2 separate regions of the Mus musculus genome follow, and region 2 is linked to region 1. A link is a contact called in ENCODE Hi-C or POLR2A ChIA-PET data. All regions are on one chromosome and are shown on one strand. Each heading gives the region's core, a stretch centred on a gene start or an enhancer-like site at or near the end of the contact. The rest is flanking DNA. Distances are from core to core; before and after follow the strand shown. Region 1 holds the start of Trdmt1 (tRNA aspartic acid methyltransferase 1). Region 2 overlaps Cubn (cubilin (intrinsic factor-cobalamin receptor)).

Region 1 (6,820 bases), core at 935-3,434:
TCTAGACGTTTCAGTTCGAATGTGGGGCTAAATCAGAGACTACTCTATCAAATACTAACCCAAGGATGGTTTGTTGGGACTGCGAAACACTCAGTAACCATTTCTTCCCTCTTCCTCTTCATGACGAGGAAAACAGGTTATCTCAAAGTCACACAACCAGTTACTAAAGGCTAAATTCTAGTTTTGAACCGTCCTTCTACCATACAACATCCTTTCTTACCAAAATAAGTGACTAACGAGTGCAGAAAACATAAAGGACAATGTATATTGGCCTTTAAAAAATTGGGCCTTAAGTCCAATTGATATTGGTTGGCTATTTTCACAGGGTTTAGGCCACCATTGTACTAACATAACTTTCAGAGAGAACAGCAGTGTATATCAAAGGGTCTGTGACTAGGATGGTGTTTACATTTCTCCTTTGGTAGCTAGCATGCAGAGTAACTTCCTAGACCAAAGAGGTTAGCATGCTGAGGCTTTATGTAGGAACCAACTTAACTTCTTCATGTTCAATGAGTTGTGCAGGTATTGTCTTCAGCAATTCGGACTTGCTGTTGGTTTGTGGAGAGCAACTTATAGTTTTAGCAACAGCTTGGGTTGTTTGAGAGTTTGAGAGTCAGTGACTTGTTCAGTCATCCTCAGAGAAAGCTTTCACCTGTAGCAGATGGGAATAAAAACAGCGACACAGAGCCAGACATTCTGTAGAGAGCACTGGAATGCTCAGTCATAAATGGTATGTCTCCATCAAATCCCTTCCCTAAGGGCTCAGGGAACCCCATGGAGGAGGAGATGGGAAGAGTGTAAGAGCCAGAGGGAATGGAGGACAACCAAGAAACGAAGGCCCTTTAAATCAATGTGATCAACACATATTGAACTCAAAAAGACTGAGGCAGCATGCACAGGCCTGCACCGTGTGGGGCCCTAGAGCTGCAAGGAGAACTGGGCACATCCCATCCCTAATTCAGAACAATATCTGGTTGATAACCTCCTGCAAATGAAGATTTGTTTTCCTCCAAGGGAATCTCACTGGGGAAACAAACTACTCTTAAGAGTAGGCCGTGGGCCCAGCAGTTGATGGCCAACAGGAAATGAACTCAATAGCATCATTGGAGAGTCTTTGTCTTATAATGTTGTGCCAGGGCTCCTCCTCCTTCAATTTTTAACTTATGTTTTATTTTATTTTATTTTATTTTATTTTATTTTATTTTATTTTATTTATATATTTTCTTCTCTCTTTTTACCCTACTGCTCTTTGCATTTATTATTATGGTTTCCAGTTAAGTGTTTTTATGAGTGTGCAAATGGGTTTTCCATTTCTTGGGCCTTTTCTTGTCTCCCGTCGCCCCCCCCCGCCCCCCCCCCCCCGTTTGCTTTGCTCAATACCGATGTGTTAGTTTTTGTTGTCTTGTTTTATTTCATTGTTATAGAAGCCCATTTGTTTTCTAATGAGAGACAGAAACTGGGTGGATCTTGATGGGGTGGGGAGGAGCTAGGGGTACTTCAGTAAAGGAGGAGGAATTGCAATCAGGATATATTATGTGAAGAAGAAAATCTGTTTTCAATAAAAAGAAACAGCATGTGTCGGGGTAAATAGGATGAGTCCTATTTTCATTTATAGCAGGCATCCTCCCTATTATGAATGGGCTCAGAGGGATCGGCTTTAAGTACTTGTAATTCTGGAGCTTTCTTTAGGAAAGAGCCTGGTAGGACTTAACTTCTTACTCTCGCACAGGCACACCAGAGAGCATATAGATATGTGCCCAAGATTCCTCAAAGAATTGCTTGATCAGGTCAGACTTTAAAAGAACAAAAGGAACCTGCAGTTAAAAACAAACAAACAAAAAAACCAAAACCAAACAAACAAAAAGACTGTGTTCTAATCAGTAATTTACTTCAAAGCCAAGGGTGGTTTCAGCTCTCTACTCAAGGCCTCAGAAAACACAAAACAAGGAGGAAAAAGCACAAATCAGGCTAAGGAGCGGCAGTCTCTCACTTGGGAGGCCTTATTAATAGTTTGTCTGTCCTTTGTCCCCTTCCTAGCCCTGCTAGCCCCCGGGCTCCAAACTGTGATCTTAATCTGCAGCTAGAGGAACAGGGGGTTGGGGGAACTGAAAAGCCGCGGAACCAGAAGCGAAGGGAACGGAGCGGACATGGGGGAGTAAGAGACGCAGAGAACCGGTAGGCCTAGTTTCCAGGCCGCGGTCGCGGTTGCGAGAGGATGGAACCTCTGCGTGTCCTGGAGCTGTACAGTGGCATTGGTGGCATGCACCACGCGCTGCGAGGTGAGCGGACAGACAGCTTCTCTTGGATTCACTTGGGGCCGCAGGTTCCGGCTCTCGCGCCGCGGAGGGGCGGGGCGGCGGGGCGGTGGGGCGGGACCTGGTGCGGTCGACCTCGGTTGCCCTGGAAACCACTTTAGTGAGCCTCCCTGGTCCGCCCCTCCAGGCTGAGACTCCCCTACTCTGGCCCCAATCCTTGGAGCCTAAGCAGGCCGGCTCCCCATGGTACTGTTTGTGAGGCTGCATTCGTGTGCAGCCAAATGAACCTAAGTTGCTTCAGACAAAGTTAAGGCAAGGGCGAGCCCTTTGCCCAAAGCCAAGATCCAAATTCTAGACTGGCTGTCACTGGGCTTGGAGGAAGTCACGAAAGCGGGCGGGGGTGGGTTGGAGCAGGGGGATAACTGCAGTTCAAGATAGAAATGTACAAGTATTAGTGTGAAGGGGGAGAATTAAAAACAGTAATGTGCTTGACACACTGTAGCAGCTTAGAAATTAGTTTGCTGTCACTTAGGTTTGGAAGCTTCGTAATTTCTTTGGTCTCTACCCACTTTTGTGATAACTCAGAAATATTTACTTGGTGAACTCCATTGACCAGTACTGTATTTTAGGCACTTGGGATATGAAGTGACAGTGGGTGTGCGGGCGCGTGTTTGTGTGTGTGTGTGTGTGTCTGTGCACATGTGCAAGCACGTCTGTCCTGAAGTTGCTAAGACTAAGACAAATGCAAAAAGGAAACTTTGCTTCTCTTTTTATTAACTAGAGTAACAAGAAGCTAAGTGGAGCAAGATTTTTGTATTCCTTCACTCTTGAAAGTCCCTAAGTTCTAGCCTTTACTTTTACTTTTGCTTCTGTTGCCTCTCAGAGATTGCAAATTCAAACTTTTCTACGATAGCTTTTTTTTTTTTTTTAACCTGCCTTATGTTAGTTAATATATGACCTGTTAAGAAATACTTTCCCTGTTATCCAAAGTAACTTTCTGGTTACCGAAAGCTCCCTACATCTTCGGTTTGAGGTTTGCTTATAGAAGAGGTCTTAATCATATTAATTAATAACAATTAATATTTAATTATTAATCTTTTTTAGTGTTTGTATGTTAGATAAACTTTGGTTTTAAATTTATCTGTAAGGAAGTAGTACATCCTGGTGTTTTTCTTTATTTATGCAGCTAATAAAGATTAATAACAGTGACAGCTGGCTTTACCTTTTATTAAGGGCATCTACATGTCAGGACCTGTTCTGAGTCTGTAATAAGCTAGCTTGGTGGTAGAGCCAGAAGCCTAACCTAGATCTGTCTAGCAGATCTCTTAGCCACACTTCGTTACTACCATTGGTCCCATTCACTAACTTAGATGAAGAGCAGTAGTAAGAATATTGGCTGCTAATTTGTCCACTTCTAGATAATATTTGCAATGGAATATTTTATTGTTGTAAATGTGTGTATACACATATATACACACTATAAAATGTGTCATTTTGTGTTTCAGTGTACAGTTAATCAACAGCAAGTGTGCTTACGAAGTCATACAATTGTAAACATTATTAGTTTTCAAACATTTTCATCATCACAGACAGAAGCATTGCACCCACTTAAAAATATTTTAGCGCCTCTCTTCCTGAAGATATTAAAGCCTCTATTCTACTTTGGTCTTATCTCTTCTAGGTACCTCATAAGTAGAATAATCTGTTCTTTGATGTCTAGCTTAACAATTTACACAATGTTTACAAAGTTCATCTGTGCTGTAGAATGTGTCAATGCCTCATTCCTTTTTATGGCTGAATAATATATTGCTGTATAGATAACAGTATTGTCTATTTATTCATTGTTACTAGATAAAGATTTTCAACCTGCTTGCTATTGTGAATAATCTCTCTCTGAATATTGGCCTATAAGTATCTGTTTGGATTCTTGCTTTGTATTCTCTTGGGTATATGCTTAAGAATGGGCAAACTCTGAGAGTGCAGAGATGGCTCAGCTGTAAGGAGCACTGGCTGCTCTTCCAGAGTCCTGAGTTCAATTCCCAGCAACCACATGGTGGCTCACAACCATCTGTAATGGCATCTGATGCCCTCTTCTGGTGTGTCTGAAAACAGTAATAGTGTACTCATATACATAAAGTAAGAAAATAAATCATAAAAAATGGTCAAACTCCAAACATTTTCTGTTTCATTATCTTCTATAAAATGAGGACACAATAATATATCAAAAGGGAGTGGTAAGAGTATGCATTACAAAAAAACCAAAACCAAACAAACAAAAAAAAGCTGGGCGGTGGTGGCACAAGCTTTTAATCCCAGTACTCGGGAGGCAGAGGCAGGCGGATTTCTGAGTTCGAGGCCAGCCTGGTCTACAGAGTGAGTTCCAGGACAGCCAGAGCTACACAGAGAAACCCTGTCTCAAAAAAACGAAACAAAAAAAGAGTATGCATTAAATTAAATTAAAAAATATTTATAGGTCCAGGAGTGGGCCAGAGCACTTGTTCTTTAAGTCAGAGGGCATGGACCTGAATTTAAACCCAAGCACACATGTCAGACTCTAGGCATAGTTACATGTACTGCAGTTTAAACCCAAGGACCCATGTAAGACTCTAGGCATAGTTACATGTACTGCAGTTTAAACCCAAGCACCCATGTAAGACTCTAGACATAGTTACATGTACTGCAGCCATAGCATTGTAGAGGTAGACTCTGAGAGCTCACTGCTCAGATGGAAATGGTGTCTACCTCTTTAGGGGACCTTGTCTCAAAGCATTAACACAGAGAGTAATGGAGGAGGACACCCAGCATCCTGTTGTGGTCTCTGTGTGCATGGACACATGTATGCACTTATTGTTATAAATTGTAAAGCTATAGAAAGTTATTATATATTGTTTAAAATAACCTTTGGAAGAAATTGATAAATGTTTGAAGCTGCCTGGCCTTCAAGTGCTGTCAGTTTCTTTGAGAGATAAAAGCCTGCCTTTATTTTGAAGTCAGATGAGTGATGGTTGACTCATAATGCTTGTGTGAAAATTTGAAAGTTATTTAGCATTTCTAAGTGTACATGCCTTATCTGTGAGATGGACATGCATTGTAAGAGTTAAGAAAAAGATGAAGGAAGTATAATTATATTAAGTAATATCCTCTTTTTTTTTCCTAGTTAACTGGTTTCACTTTAATCTTTCTCAGTGATTAAAAATCAGGTAATAATTATGCTAACTTTATAACATTTATAGTGTAGTGGTTGAAATTCTACGTTAATATCAATGAAAGGTATATGCTTCCAAAAAGAATGAACTGTTAAGCAAACTGGACTCAGAATGACACATTCAAACAGGATTTTCATGTTAGTTTGGGAGATCTTTATGAATGATGCCATGTATTATCTATGCCATATGTGTATATGTATATATACACATTATGTAATTATATATTACATTATCATATATGTATATATTATATAACACATACTATATATGTATCTATATATGTGTATATGTTTGTCTGTGTGTAAGCACTGGACAAGACCATAAAAGACTGTTAGATTCTCTGGAGCTGGAGTTACAGGTAGTTGTGAGCCACCCAACATAGGTGCTAGGAACTGAACTGGGGGTTTTTCTGGAAGAGCAATAAGTGGTCTTAACCACTGAGCCATCTCTCCATCCCCTATAATTAAATTTTTGTGATAGTTTTTGATAATTAACTAGAGTTAGAATACTGTTAATTGTCCTCTCATAGTTTTCACTGACTTTTACCTGAATATGTCAAGCATTGTAAAATTATTAATTATTGAGAAATACCAGCAAAGAACATTGTAACTATTTTATAATGGTGGGACATTTACCAACTAGTTCTGTTTCCACAAAGTAAATTTACAAGTGACACATACAGAATCAGCTGTATCATGTGTTTGTATTACTTATTCATTATTTAAATAGTTCATTTCCCTTGAATTCTTCATGTAAGCATTGCATTTTGGGGCATGTGCTAATTGCTTTTCTTTCTGTAAAGAACTTTAACTCTTATTTTGTTTTTGTTTTCTTTGAGTCATATGTGTGCTCACAGCCTAACAGTTGTGGTTTATGGAGTATCCTTGGTTATTCATCTTTGATATTTTCCTGTTATTTCTCAGTCTCATTACAAAAAGAATATTGAATCCTTTTATTCACATACAAGAAAAGTTATTTGAAGTTTGACTTGTACTGATTGTAAAAGTAGTAACTCTCTGGGGTCCTGGTGAGGCATGCCTGTTATCCCAGAACTTAGAATCTGAGTTGGGAGGATCTGAAGTGTAAGGCAGTGTGGGCTTCATGGTGGTGCCCTGTCTCCAAAACCAATTAGACCCAATAAAACAGACAGACAGACAGACAGACAGACAAACCAAGAAGCAGGTCACCCTTATTATCTTTAAGAAATTGAATAATGCAAAGAAGCAAAGTTTGCATCTCCTCCAAATTTCATTATGAAGATAGCTTTGACAACATGCCGTCTTCCCTGGTGTCTGTGTAAACCACACAGAGACACTTGCAACTGTTGGGCATGACTCAACAAGATCTTTTGTAATTAGC
Region 2 (6,513 bases), core at 3,948-6,447, 170 kb after region 1:
CTACAGAGATTTGGAGCCGGTCTGGGCAATGCTCCGGTAATGCTGGAGCCTGGCTCCAAGATGTAGTTAGTTATCCAGAGATTCATGAAGGCCCACATTGAAACCCCAGCCATTTATCTTTATGACCAGATGGACACTGGATGTGAAATGTACCCCCGTGTCCAAAACCTTACATAATAATCTCTGTAGCTTAAGCTCATACAAAGCTAATCATTCATTTTAGAGACACAAAGTTAATTCCTTGGTCCTGGAGCTTAGATAGAGCCATTAGTAAGGGGAAAAAAAATAACAGCAGCCAATAATGCTTTCTCAAATGATTGTATTCAGGGCATTTTTAGCAAAACTAAAGTGTACCATTAATACCACGGTAAACTAGGCTTAAAAACAGGGACAAGTCATCCTGTTTATATGAAAATGTAGTAATTAGTTGATTATAGCAAAAATAAGAACCGTCATCGGGTCATAAAGACACAGAATGCTGAAGTCAGGACACATTACAAATCATTTAGTATCCTCTCCATAAAAGTCTCCTTTAAAAAGAGGGCGATTAATAGAGCCTATGTCAAGGTCCAGCACACATTAATAGCAGGCCCAGTACTCAGAGGTAACCCTTATCATACATACTCCCTAAGGTAAGAATAAGTATTTTGATAAAATATAAAAATTGTCTTCTATTTCTGGTGAACCTAGACTTGAATTCTCACTGAAAGAAAACATTTAAACATGAAGTGGAAAATGTTCTTGTTTAGAAGTTGGGAGGTCTACATTCCATGGACTAGCTGCCTCATTCATTCACTTGTTCATTCATTCATTCATTCATTAGTTCATTCAATGTAGGTATTGATTATGAGCAGTCACCACGAGGCCATTGGTATTGAGTGTGGCATATCCCCCACCCCCTCTACCCTTGATCTAAGGATCTTAGTTTGCTACAGGCTCTGAGAACCTGGGACATTCAAGAAGAGCATCTGCTTTGAGCCCGTGCTTGTGAGAAGGAAGAGGGAAAAGGGGTTGACCAAGCCCGTTAGTCAACAGGTTCTCCAGTGCAGGAGTGAGGATTAAAAAGAAAAAGGACAGCCAGACAACATTGTAGCGTGACCCCAGTCAATTCTGAAACTGAAGGCACATTTTTTATTTTCCAACCCACTTTTTTTTTAATTAGGTATTTTCCTCGTTTACATTTTCAATGCTATCCCAAAAGTCCCCCATACCCACCCCCACAATCCCCTACCCACTCACTCCCCCTTTTTGGCCCTGGGGTTCCCCTGTACTGGGGCATATAAAGTTTGGGTGTCCAATGGGCCTCTCTTTGCAGTGATGGCCAACTAGGCCATCTTTTGATACATATGTAGCTACAGTCAAGAGCTCCGGGGTACTGGTTAGTTCATATTGTTGTTCCACCTATAGGGTTGCAGTTCCCTTTAGCTCCTTGGGTAATTTCTCTAGCTCCTCCATTGGGGGCCCTGTGATCCATCCACTTCTGTGTTTGCTAGGCCCCGGCATAGTCTCACAAGAGACAGCTATATCTGGGTTCTTTCAGCAAAATCTTGCTAGTGTATGCAATGGTGTCAGCGTTTGGAAGCTGATTATGGAATGGATCCCTGCATATGACAATCACTAGATGGTCCATCCTTTCGTCACAGCTCCAAATTTTGTCTCTGTAACTCCTTCCATGGGTGTTTTGTTCCCATTTCTAAGAAGGGGCAAAGTGTCCACACTTTGGTCTTCATTCTTCTTGAATTTCATGCGTTTAGCAAATTGTATCTTATATCTTGGGTATCCTAAGTTTTGGGCTAATATCCACTTATCAGTGAGTACATATTGTGTGAGTTCCTTTGTGATTGGGTTACCTCACTCAGGATGATGCCCTCCAGGTCCATCCATTTGCCTAGGAACTTCATAAATTCATTCTTTTTAATAGCTGAGTAGTACTCCATTGTGTAAATGTACCACATTTTCTGTATCCATTCCTCTGTTGAGGGGCATCTGGGTTATTTCCAGCTTCTGGCTATTATAAATAAGGCTGCTATGAACATAGTGGAGCAAGTGTCCTTCTTACCGGTTGGGACATCTTCTGGATATATGCCCAGGAGAGGTATTGCTGGATCCTCCGGTAGTACTATGTCCAATTTTCTGAGGAACCGCCAGACTGATTTCCAGAGTGGTTGTACAAGCCTGCAATCCCACCAACAATGGAGGAGTGTTCCTCTTTCTCCACATCCTCGCCAGCATCTACTGTCACCTGAGTTTTTGATCTTAGCCATTCTGACTGGAGTGAAGTGGAATCTCAGGGTTGTTTTGATTTGCATTTCCCTGATGATTAAGGATGTTGAACATTTTTTCAGGTGCTTCTCAGCCATTCGGTATTCCTCAGGTGAGAATTCTTTGTTCAGCTCTGAGCCCCATTTTTAAATGGGGTTATTTGATTTTCTGGAGTCCACCTTCTTGAGTTCTTTATATATGTTGGATATTAGTCCCCTATCCGATTTGGGATAGGTAAAGATCCTTTCCCAATCTGTTGGTGGCCTTTTTGTCTTATTGACGTCCAACCCACTTTTTATACCATTTTAATTACATGCAAGTATTTTGGGCAAACAGTACAATAAGTAACTAACAAAGCAGCAAGTGATTACTCCCATGACAGTTTAAAAGGGCTTGTCATAATGACCAAAATACCTGAGCCCACTTTCTTGTCCAAGCCCAAAATCTTGTCTGAAGCCTAGTTCTGTTCTACCCTAAGACTAAAATTCCTGCCTTTCCCTACTTCTCTATTACAGCCTGAAGTTAGATTCTTGCCAAAACTTACTTCCTTATTATGCCCTAATGTCAGATTCCTGCCTGAGCTTACTTCCTTGTCATGGCCAATGTCAGATTCCTGTCTAAAGCCCATTTCCTTGTCTTTGGCCAATGTCAGACTCCTGCCAAGTGGTACTCCAGAAGGCTTTCCACAGGAGGTTACAATGGATGGTAAGGGCAATATTCTGTCAAAGTCTGACTCTCAGGACCTCTCACATTCAGTCTCTGGAATGCAAGCACAGTGGGGTTTGAGTGGCAGTCGCATCTTTCTCTCTGTGTGTTCAGATCACAGCTCATCTAGAAGGGAGGACAAGCCCACAGATAGCCCCAAGCTGGAGCATCAGGACTGAAAGGCAAACTTCAGCATTCAGAGGAAACAAATTAAAAATTAAAAATAGAGCCATCGGCCAAATACAACCTCCCCTCCCCCTTTGGTTGTTCCTATCAGGTGTTCTATCACTGTGATGAACAATTAACTAAGGCAATAAGGTAATAAATACCATCCATCTTCTTTCATATAACCCACAGCAGTCTGTACCCATAGGCAGAAATCTGATGCATGGATTCCTCCTAATAGACACACCGTAATTATATGAGTGAATGAGTCCTTGCCATCTGTACTCCTGCTGGGATCCGTGCATTTTAAGATTTGCAGAGGACACTGTCATTGACATAGGACCTCATTATTTTGAGTTGCATGAGGACTTAGAAAACATGGTACAGATGTGTTGTCTAGAATTTCATTCTGCTATAATGAAAAGGGAGGGAAACTGATTTCTTTCAACACTTCTATTAAAATGTTGAGGCTCCCACACACAGCTGACTTGTACTGGGCTTCATATAATTTGGTAAAATGTCCGTGATTCCTGCTTGCCTGCTTTCCAGCCTGGTGTTAGCTCTCCTCTGACTTTGGGGATGATAAGTCATGAGTGTTTAATGCTAGACAGCATTTGCTGGCTGGGGGGTGGCTCTGTGTAGTCATCAGGGAAAAGTGACTCCATTATGTTTTCTTTCCTGAAGGGTAAGTGTTAAAGTGACCTCCAACCGCCAGTTTAATTGCTTCGTTAGAATTTCTCTTCTGAGCCTTAGGTACTATGGGTCTGTAAGTTCTTATTGATCTGGGAGAAAACGGCTGCACTCTGTGTGAGAAGGAGGGGGAGGGACAGACTGCGGTGGGGGAGGGGGGAGAAGGAAGGGCTGCTGAGAGGCTGACCTCTGTTTCCAGCAGCCTCTGTGCTCAGTGCAATGGAATGTCTGCCTTGTGTGAATCAGTGCAGATAAAAAAGCAAGCAGAGCACAGGCCATCCTGCCTATTATTTGCAAGGAGAAATGCACTCAGGCAAACAGCTGGAGCAGGAGGAGGAGGAGGAGGAGGAGGAGGAGGAGGAGGAGGAGGAGGAGGAGGAGGAGGAGGAGGAGGAGGAGGCAAGCAGCCCCTAACTGGTTCGGTTTTGGTTGTTTGTTTTTCCTGAAGCTTTTGGTGACTGTCTAAGGGAAAAAGAAAGGAAGCCAAGTGTCTGATCTGAACTGAAACAATCCAGACCCACAAGCCTCACTCTGAGGCACCAGAGCCTGTTGTTCTCACATTATCTGCCCACAACACCCAGAGCTCAACAGGACAGGCGCCTAAGGCAGGGTCCATAATTTGTCTCCCCCCAACCCCCCTTCGATGCAGCCCATGATATGCTTGCATTTAAAACACAGTCACTTCCCAGAGGGGACTGAAGGGAGTCAGGAGTAATCGATAACTAGAGTTTCAGAGAAAGGGAAACAGCCTTCTTTAAATATTTACTGTTTTACAATGAGTTCAGGACAGTCACCCTCCTTCCTTCTCCCCTCCTTTTTAGGTCCTCCCCATTCTCCTTTTCTCTCCCTTCTTCCCTTCTTTCTTGATCCCCATCAGACGTTTTAGGTTGCTTGAGCAAGGGCTTTGAAATGTTTGTTTTGTGATTCACTTGTGATAATCTGCTTAGCCATTCCCATGCCTATGTCAAATGAATCTCCGGTAGCTATGCCAAAGCAAAGCAAGGAACTGAGCTGAAGCCACAGCTCATGGGCCAGGGTATTTATCATGTTTGATGTTCATGTTGGCTCCGTCTTTTTAAACGTTTCCTTCTTGAGGGATCTTTACGGCCCTGCTCCTAGGCCTGGTCACATCTCCTAGTCTTTTGAAAAATGTGAAGGCCGAATGGCATAGTGTACAATAACAGCTTAAAAGTAGGAGTCCTGAACTGAGATGGAAGTTTGTCAATTTAACTTGGTTTTCCATTTCAGACCAGCGTACTGGGAAATATCATTAATGCGGAAGCCCAGCTTCCTTCCTCTCTCCCCTCAAAAAAAGCCATTGCAAGGAGTCAGGTTTCTGTATCCTTCCCTGATTACATCTATGACTCTAACAGCATGGACCATATCCCGAGAGCCTCCCTTCTTTGTCATTTAGTACTTCCTCTCTTTTGGGGCCAGATTTGAAGCTGAGAATTCCCTTAGCAGCTACGCTACCATATATAACATGGAGGTGGTTCATGAGTTCTCTGTTCTCAAGGTTGATTTTGTATCTTGATATGGTATAAACCAATGACACGACTGCTCCACGCTATGGGAAGATTCGATTGTGCATCAGAGAGAAAAAATATACAGTGGCATCTGGAAGAGCCTAGAGCAGGTAGAAAAAGAAGTAGACTGAACACAGCCAGAAGACTGGTCATGGCCAGTGCTATCTTCCAGAGAGGGGAAAGTAGCAGAGGAGAGAGAATAGAGAAAGTCTAGTGAGGCTAGACCTAGGTTATAAGAAGTGGGGGTGGAGGTGGGTGGAGACCAGCGGGTGAGCATTGAAATGTATAACAAATACTTGTGAATGGGGACTGAGGGAGCCTGGGGCCAGCATGGACATTGATATGCTGAGAGGTGCCAGAGGTGTATGTTAGTTGGAGAACCTTTTGTCTTGCTGGAGGTAAAGGAAAAGACTCCTTTGGTAGACTGAAACTGACTTCACAAGTTCCTGAGGAATGCTGGGCTTTATCTAACGTCCAGAAACCCACCTTTAATCCAGGTTGGGCCCATTTCTGATATTTTGAGTACCTTTTGGAGTTTGGGGGATTAGAGTTTACTTTGGACCTGACAGATATGAATAGTTCTTTTACTGCCATAGATCTTGCCCTTCCCATGTTTCTTTTACTGTGCTAAGATTTAATTCACTTAAGCAGAGACATGAATTGCCAGATGGAGTTCAAATCTCGTAAAGATCAGGATGGAAGTGAGGAGCTGTGCTGTGCCAGAGATCTGCAGTTAGGCCCAGGAAAGGCAGCATGCAGACACTAGTATACCCGGGTCCAAGAGCGCAAGCGCATTTAGCAGTCAGGAATGTAAGTTTTAGGTTTATTTGTTAGCCTTCACTCTGGGCTGTTGGTTAGACACCTTGATGAATTAGCCATGCTGGTAATGCTATGGCTGTTCAGTGGAATGCGTGACTCTGAAATCCACAGGAGCTCAACACAAGGCTTTCTAAAATGTCCCTGTATTAGTCAGGCTTCTCTAAAGGAAAAGGCTAGGTGAACTTGCCAGTTAGAATGAGGGCAAGCAGGCAAAAAGGCAAAAGCTTCTTTCTTCCTTATGCTCTTATGTGAGCTTCTACCAGAAGGGAGGTGTGGCATAGAGTTTGAGTGAGCTTTATGACCTCAAATGATCCAACCAAGAAACCCCCCTCACAGGTGTGCCCAG

What was found. A loop is a pair of places that touch in the nucleus more often than their neighbours do. ChIA-PET counts read pairs that join two places held with the same protein, here RNA polymerase II (POLR2A).
Region 2: POLR2A ChIA-PET joins it to region 1 with 34 read pairs in Patski. The contact joins the enhancer-like site here to the promoter of Trdmt1 in region 1. A Hi-C loop is called at or near these places in 1 of 37 maps with a recorded cell type or tissue (Patski). POLR2A ChIA-PET finds 5 or more read pairs at or near these places in 2 of 5 experiments (Patski and embryonic stem cell).

What each region holds. Positions count from the first base shown.
Region 1 is chr2:13,540,028-13,546,847 of GRCm38, reverse strand. Trdmt1 (tRNA aspartic acid methyltransferase 1) reads left to right here and starts at 2,184. Exons shown (of 11, transcript NM_010067.4): 1 at 2,184-2,279. The coding sequence starts at 2,216.
Region 2 is chr2:13,369,900-13,376,412 of GRCm38, reverse strand. The region is part of intron 31 of Cubn (cubilin (intrinsic factor-cobalamin receptor)); the gene reads left to right. Among named protein-coding and RNA genes, the nearest start is that of Gm13270, 100 kb to the right of the region's middle. Within about 2 kb of position 5,197, at least 1 of the 3 ENCODE cell types and tissues checked has a DNase peak (open chromatin) inside an H3K27ac peak, as active enhancers do.